2 separate regions of the Homo sapiens genome follow, and region 2 is linked to region 1. The links are chromatin contacts, found by Hi-C in ENCODE. All regions are on one chromosome and are shown on one strand. The core of a region is the stretch at or near the end of the contact, and the rest is flanking DNA. Distances in the headings are between cores, read along the strand shown.

The links. A loop is a pair of places that touch in the nucleus more often than their neighbours do. Pooled maps may share reads with other maps.
Region 2: a loop to region 1 is called in a map with no recorded cell type, with 11 times the contacts of the local background. The contact joins the promoter of GRIK2 here to the promoter of PNKY in region 1. A Hi-C loop is called at or near these places in 1 of 168 maps with a recorded cell type or tissue (naive thymus-derived CD4-positive, alpha-beta T cell), 10 of 37 single-sample maps with no recorded cell type and 10 of 50 pooled maps.

Annotation. Positions count from the first base shown.
Region 1 is chr6:98,830,072-98,833,124 of GRCh38, forward strand. It overlaps PNKY (long intergenic non-protein coding RNA PNKY), which reads right to left and starts at 1,629. Exons shown (of 1, transcript NR_148381.1): 1 at 70-1,629.
Region 2 is chr6:101,391,830-101,395,105 of GRCh38, forward strand. It overlaps GRIK2 (glutamate ionotropic receptor kainate type subunit 2), which reads left to right and starts at 1,879. Exons shown (of 17, transcript NM_021956.5): 1 at 1,879-2,008.

The sequences.
Region 1 (3,053 bases), core at 379-2,878:
CAGGAAAAAATATGCTGCTGCATAATTAAAGATAGTAAGTTCTATCCTTTTTTTTTTTTTTTTTTTTTTGGTAAATGTTTATTATGTCTCTCCCAAGAACCAGCAACTTGGAAATGCATTTTCCATGTTCCTTATAAATGCATCCCCCAAGGCTAAAGTTCTTGAAGCTTTATAGCAGTTTTCATTAAAGCAGCCAGCTGCCTTTTTGTGTGGATTGGCTGTTCAAAGCTCTAGCTCCGAAGCCAGAGCCTCAGTTTTGACATTCTGCAGGCCCTTAGAAAAGAAGTTCCACTCAGAGGTTGGAGGGGGGCCTCACCAAATCAAACAGCTGCTGGGGTCTAGCAGAAGAGCAGGAAGCACAGGAATGAATGACTGAGACAAGGCTTTTTAAAAAGAGGAGGAGGAGTAGGGACGTTCAAACATGATCCTCTAAGGTGGATATAAGAAAAAGGAAACAGCAGTTTCTTTTTCTAGTTTTACTTAGGTTTAAACCAGCTGCTACCTCCACTCCCCCAATGGCCATCTCCTCAGAAAATTCTTTGTTTTCTTTTGTTTCCTGATTTCTATTATCCTGGGACTACATAAATAAGAAAAAATTAAGATCAAATGAATACCATTTCACCTCTGTTTTAGTAATTGTGTGCCTCCAGCTCAATGTATGGGAGTGGTCACGGTGGGTTTTCTGCCAACTCCTGGTATATAGAAATAAATAAATGCTATTTTATATATGGTGTGAGTGTGTTTACTAGATGAAATAGTTAATAAATTAGAGTTCAAGTTACAGTGCATGGACTGACCCCATAACTGTTACTCAGGTGGAAATTTGGGAGGTTTGTGTCAAGGTACTGGGTGCTACTAAGACCCAGGTCCGGCTCACTATCTCGAGGAGTGTGAAAGTGTGAGAGATAACATGGGTGTCTTTTTGGTGTAGTTCTGTTATTCGAGGATGTTTCCCCTCCACTCAGCGCACCCCGGCAAGAGGGAGTCGGCTCCGTTTCTTCAGACAAGTCCAGCTCAGGGTATTGACTGAGTAGAGGTTCCTCCGGACCTGGGAGAAGCTGGGGTGGCGCCAGCATCTCCTTACAGGTGCCTCCATCCTGTCCTTGCGGAAGGGGCTTAGGACACCCCGCAGTCCGCGCCCCGAGGTGGCGAGGCCCGCACGAATCGCCTGCTCAGCCATTGTCCTAGCGAGTGATCTCGAGGAGCTGTGCTGGATGGAGTGAGGGAGATATCAAGACACCTTGTCAGTTCAAAGCATTTTAGCGTTGTTTGAAATCCTCTCCACGTCAACGTAAGCAGCCTGTGTATTTGAACAGCTGCTTTGAACAGTGAAAGGGAATAAACTGATTCAAAACCTGGAGGTGTCTGCCCGAGACACCTTCAACGTGCTTTTATGCGGGCGGAGAATGGCAGGCAGACGCGCGGACTCTGCCCTGACAGGGTCAGCCCAAAGAATGGGCCCCAGAGCCCGGGGCGGGGGAGGAACCGGTGGAGAGGCCCCAGTCTGGACCTAAAACCAGCGAGAGCTCAGGTTTCGGGAGCCCCGAAGAGGTGCCGCGCTGGGAGGCAGACAAGGAAGCCCAGGGTGCTCGGAACCCGGCGTTCGCGCCAACCGGGCCCCTGGCGCCTGGAGGGGAGGCGGCGGTAGCTCGTGGGGAGGTGTTGCTCAGAGCCGCGGTGCGAGCCCAGCCTGGCCCGCCCGGTGATTGGCCGCGCTTGGGGGTGGGGGTGGGGTGCAGAGACTGAGGCCCCGGGTAGGCTATTTCTTTGTGTACTCCCGGGGATTTATTGGGTATATTAAACCCTGTTGGGAACGTTTCGGCTCCTTGGCCGCCAGCGAAATGAGACGGGGATGGAAGTTGGAGTTGAGACCTGGGAAGTCAACGTGGGAAGGATCTCAGCATTAATCGCCGGTGATGTCCTATCGCAGACAGGAAGTTTTGATGTACACGTGCAGCCTATTCTTGTCCCCTCACACTAGCGCCCTATGCCGGGAGGAGGGCGGGGGTGTGGGGTGGGGTGTGGAGAGAAAGATAAGAGGAGGAGGAACTTTTAAATTGATTCAGAGCCAGGCCGCCTCAGTTCCTTCGAAGATGTGTTTGAAAACTTCATTCTTCTTTCGAGTGTATCATCCTATGGGCTGCAGAAGGCCTTGTGCCTCGAGAAATGTGAAATTAAATCCAGAGAAAAGCAGACACCTGCCCCAGAAAGGTGGGGGAGAAGTATGAGCTGCTTAGCACTTGGACGCGGCCCTTCCCCAGGGCTGGATTCTTCTGTCCGTGGGAGCTCTGAGCTCCAGGTCCGCGAAAAGAAAGGCACGACATGTCAGGAGAAGATGCGGCTGGCGGGCTGTCTGTGCGCTCCCCAAGGCCCAGGGAAAGTCACGCGCCTAGCACAGGGGACGCAGGGCCGAAGCCGGGAGAAGGCGGTTCTGCCCGCCACCCAGCCCCTTGGCTCGCGGTTGCGGAGCCGCGGGCACCAGTCGCTGAGTCTGCGCGCTGAGGCTCGGACTTGTTCATTTTTTCCTAGCTAGACAAAGTTATGGGATTCCTAGCAGCCCCCAGGCGCGCGGCCAGAGTGGCCCCGCGCTTGCGCTGGGACGGAGCGACACGCTGTGTGTGTCCTCGCCTCGCCTCGCCGCGCGGGTGCGCGCGTGGTGGGGGTGCAGGTCCGTCCTGCTGGCGGCCTGTGGGCTCGCCCCTCCCCTATCCATTTCTCTCCCCCACACACGCTCATAAACACAGGACACGTGGAAATTCTCAGCCAAAGCGTCTTGCCCGGGCGGGTGCTCAACGTGGTGATTTATAAACAGCTCAGCCACTCTCCAAAGAGCATGACTCCTTGTTAGTCATGATGAATTTTCTGGCCCGCTCCAGTCTGCTGTCTGGATTCAGATGCTCAGAGGCCCCAAAATGCTCCCTCTGAGCGTTGATTTGGCTGCCCTCTCAAGCCTACGACCGCCGGCAAAACCAGCGATAGAGCGAGGGGTGAGAGGTGGGGACGCGATCCAGGTTCCCTGGGGTCTGTCATTCCCTTCCCGGCAGTAACTGTTG
Region 2 (3,276 bases), core at 629-3,128, 2.6 Mb after region 1:
CCGGTCACGCGTCTGTGCTGCCCGCTCCAGGATGCACAATAGAGTCATTGACTATTTATTTACTGGGTAGAACAAGGCTGCTGTTGACTTAATTAAGGGAGCCGCCCAGCCACCCCTGGGATCTTCAAATGACTAATGGACTCTCCATTGCCACTAACTCATCTCTCCTTAACATAAGTCCCCAGTCCCCCTCCCCCCAACCCTGCCCCACCCAGGAATGCTCAGTAAGCATGTTGTGGGGAACGGGGCGCAGAGAGTCCTGGATGGTGACCAAGAGGGAAAGACTGGCGGTTTTGGCAGGACTGAATTTCTGTGTTTCAGAGCTATTCTGAGCCAGGCGCTAGCCTCAGGGTGTGGAACATGGCCCTGCTGCGCCAGGGTCCGGCGAGGGCTTAACTTTACTAGGGCTGCAGTGAAGGAGGAAGCAAAAGGGCAAGTTCTGGTCTCCAGCTCAGACAACGGGTCCCTGGGGACTCAGAGCCTCTCTAATTCCCGGACCTCGGAATTAGATAGATAGTGGAGAACCACCAGGGACTGGAACTGCTAGGGGACTGCAGAGCCGTGGAATCCCCCCTGGCCCCTTCTTTATGCAGCCCGTTTGAAATGGTCTCTTGAGCCCAGTGCGCCTGGCCTGTTCCCGCTTAGCCTCACTTAAATCTCCTCGCGAATCTGAGCTGGCCAACTTCCTCTGGGGGAAACTGCTAAACTCAGCTCCAGTTAATATTGTAGGGCTGAGGATAAAATAGCAACGGTTTTGAATAGATGTTGACTTTTCCGACCCAGAGGAGCGGAACTCAGGGATTGTTTGCAAAAGCTAATCGTTTCCACAGTGAAGCAGGGAGAGCCTGGTGCGCTCACCGCCGCCAGCCCCTCCCTGGAAGCCAAGCTGCGGGAAGACTCTGGGACTCAGTTGCCCCTCCCCATCTCTGGCCTTTAAAAGAGTCCTCCCGAGAACTTGGACCAGTGGCCGCCAAACCAGGGCTGCTTCCCAGACTCCTGTCTCCAATCTTGGAGTCTGCGACCTCAGGTTCGGCGCCCACTAGATCTCGAATCCAACTTCTTTCTGAAATGTGTTTAGGTTGAGAGTTCCGGGGCCTGGGCGGGAGTTTGGTGGGGAGAGGGGAGTCTGCTATTTAAGGCGCCATACATACACAGAGACAGCCCGCCCGACCTCCTAACACTCAGGAAAAGTCAATTTCCAAGCATCTGTTCTCAATAATGGTGGCAGGGAGCAGGGCACTGTGACTCCCAGCATCTGAGGGAATACCCGCAGCAGCGCTACCAGAGCGCATTTGCTCTATGCGCTGGAGGTCGGGGTGGGAGGGTGCGCAGATCAAGATCTTTTTTTGCGAACCTCAGGGAAATGACCGTAGTTGGACTAAGAGGTCCACTTTGGAGACTACCAGCAGCCCTCCAAGCCCTGGCAGTGGAGAAGTTTCGTTGCTATGGTTTCGGAGAGGCATAAAAGCCATCACCCAGAAGCAAATGTGTTTGGGCTCCTTATATGTGTTGTCACCACCCAAGGCTAGGCAAATTCCTCGGCGCTTTGCATGCATCACTCACTCCCTGACAGAGCATCTTGGCCTTAGTCTCCCCATCCCAGGAGGCGGGTGTGCGCTAAGGGAGCGAAGTCCAGCCGGAGGCTTCGTAACATCCAAGTCTAGGGACACCAGGAATTCTCTCGCTCTAGCTCCTGTGGTCCAGGGGTGGGAGATGCCCCCGAGTGGCCGCGGCGGCCAGGAGCGTGCAGGGGCCACGGGGAAAGGAGCGCGGCGCCTTTAAAGCAAGAGGCGAGGAACCCCCGCCAGGAGGCGTGTCTGTCTCTGCCGCCGCCGCCGCCGCTGCTGCTCCTCGGTCACCGTCTTCGCCGCTGCCGTCACTCGCGCTCGGCGCCGGCGGCTGCGCTGGTCGGTCTGGTAGCTGGGGACTTTTCCGCCCGACCTCCTCCGGCTGCTCCTCCCCGAGGACCACCCCACCCCCTCCCCGCCCACCTCACCCCTAGCTCCAGGTAAGGACTCCCCGGCTGTGGGCTGCACTCCGGGCTCCTTCACGAGGTGTTTGTTTTCAAGAGGACGGGAGGGACTGCGGGTGGGCGAGGGGCATTTTCCACCTGGAGAGAAGGAAGAAGGCGAACAGTAGCGCTGCGGACGTCCGTGCGCTCGGGGCGCCCGCTGGACGGATTCACTGCGAGTCTTTGTCGGGCTTATCTCAGCCAATTCCCGTCAAGCATGCAAGTGGCTCTGTTGGCTGCAGTCGCCTATGTTCTCCACATAAAATGATTTAAGAAGTGGACGTGTCAGGAAGTGGCCTCAGCTACGGGGACTCACGCGAGGCGAAGAGAATGAGACAGATGGCAAGAAGCTGTGTGGCTGCCGGCGGGTCTGACGAACTCCCCATCCCTCCTTCTGCCCACCCATCCTTCCATTAACCCTACTCCTTAGTTCTGCGCTGAGGAAGTATATTTATTTTAACCGGCACCCGTATTAAGAGCTTCTGAAAAAACTTGGAGGGCGTCCCATTAGGGTAAGGAGTGGGCAGTGTTACCAGGGTGGATCATAAACCTCAAGAACTTTTAACGAACCACATCCTCTGATATTTTTACCTTTAAGGAGATAGAGTTTCTTTACCAAACAACACGACCGAGCTGAGGCTCCTTAGAGAATAATTTCCAATTTAGGCAATGGGGAATATTAGAAAACTTACTATTAGTAGCCTTTTGGTAATGCACAGATTATCTTCTATCGTTTATTCATCTCCATACTGTAAGTATTCTGTCATCAGAAATTATCTTATGGATTGATGATTATTTTCATTTCACGAGAGATGATTGGTTCATTTGAGTCTTAATTAGTCAGTTTAGTTACTGAAATAAATGCAATTGTATTTCAATCTTGATTTGTCTTAGTTCATTACTTTCTAACTTTATAGAGTCTATTCCTGTAACCACCAAGGCAGCCTATCAACTTCCAGTGGCCTTAAAAACTTTTGAGTCAAACAAACAACAAAAAATTGAAATGCACAAGAGCAAGGTGATAGAGAATTGAGCAATGTTTGGAAGTCTTATCTGTTTGTTTTCTCCTATTTAAACCCATTGAAAATCACACAGGCTGAAATTTAAAAAAAAAAGTTCTGGGATATGTAAATTTATTCCACTTCAATTTGTTAATTAAGATACACTTATTTTAGTGTCTAAAAATTAATCAAAACTCTAAATGTCATTAATCATCAATGCAGCAGAATGTTGCTGGAACAGCTGATAATGTGTTCAGAATCATA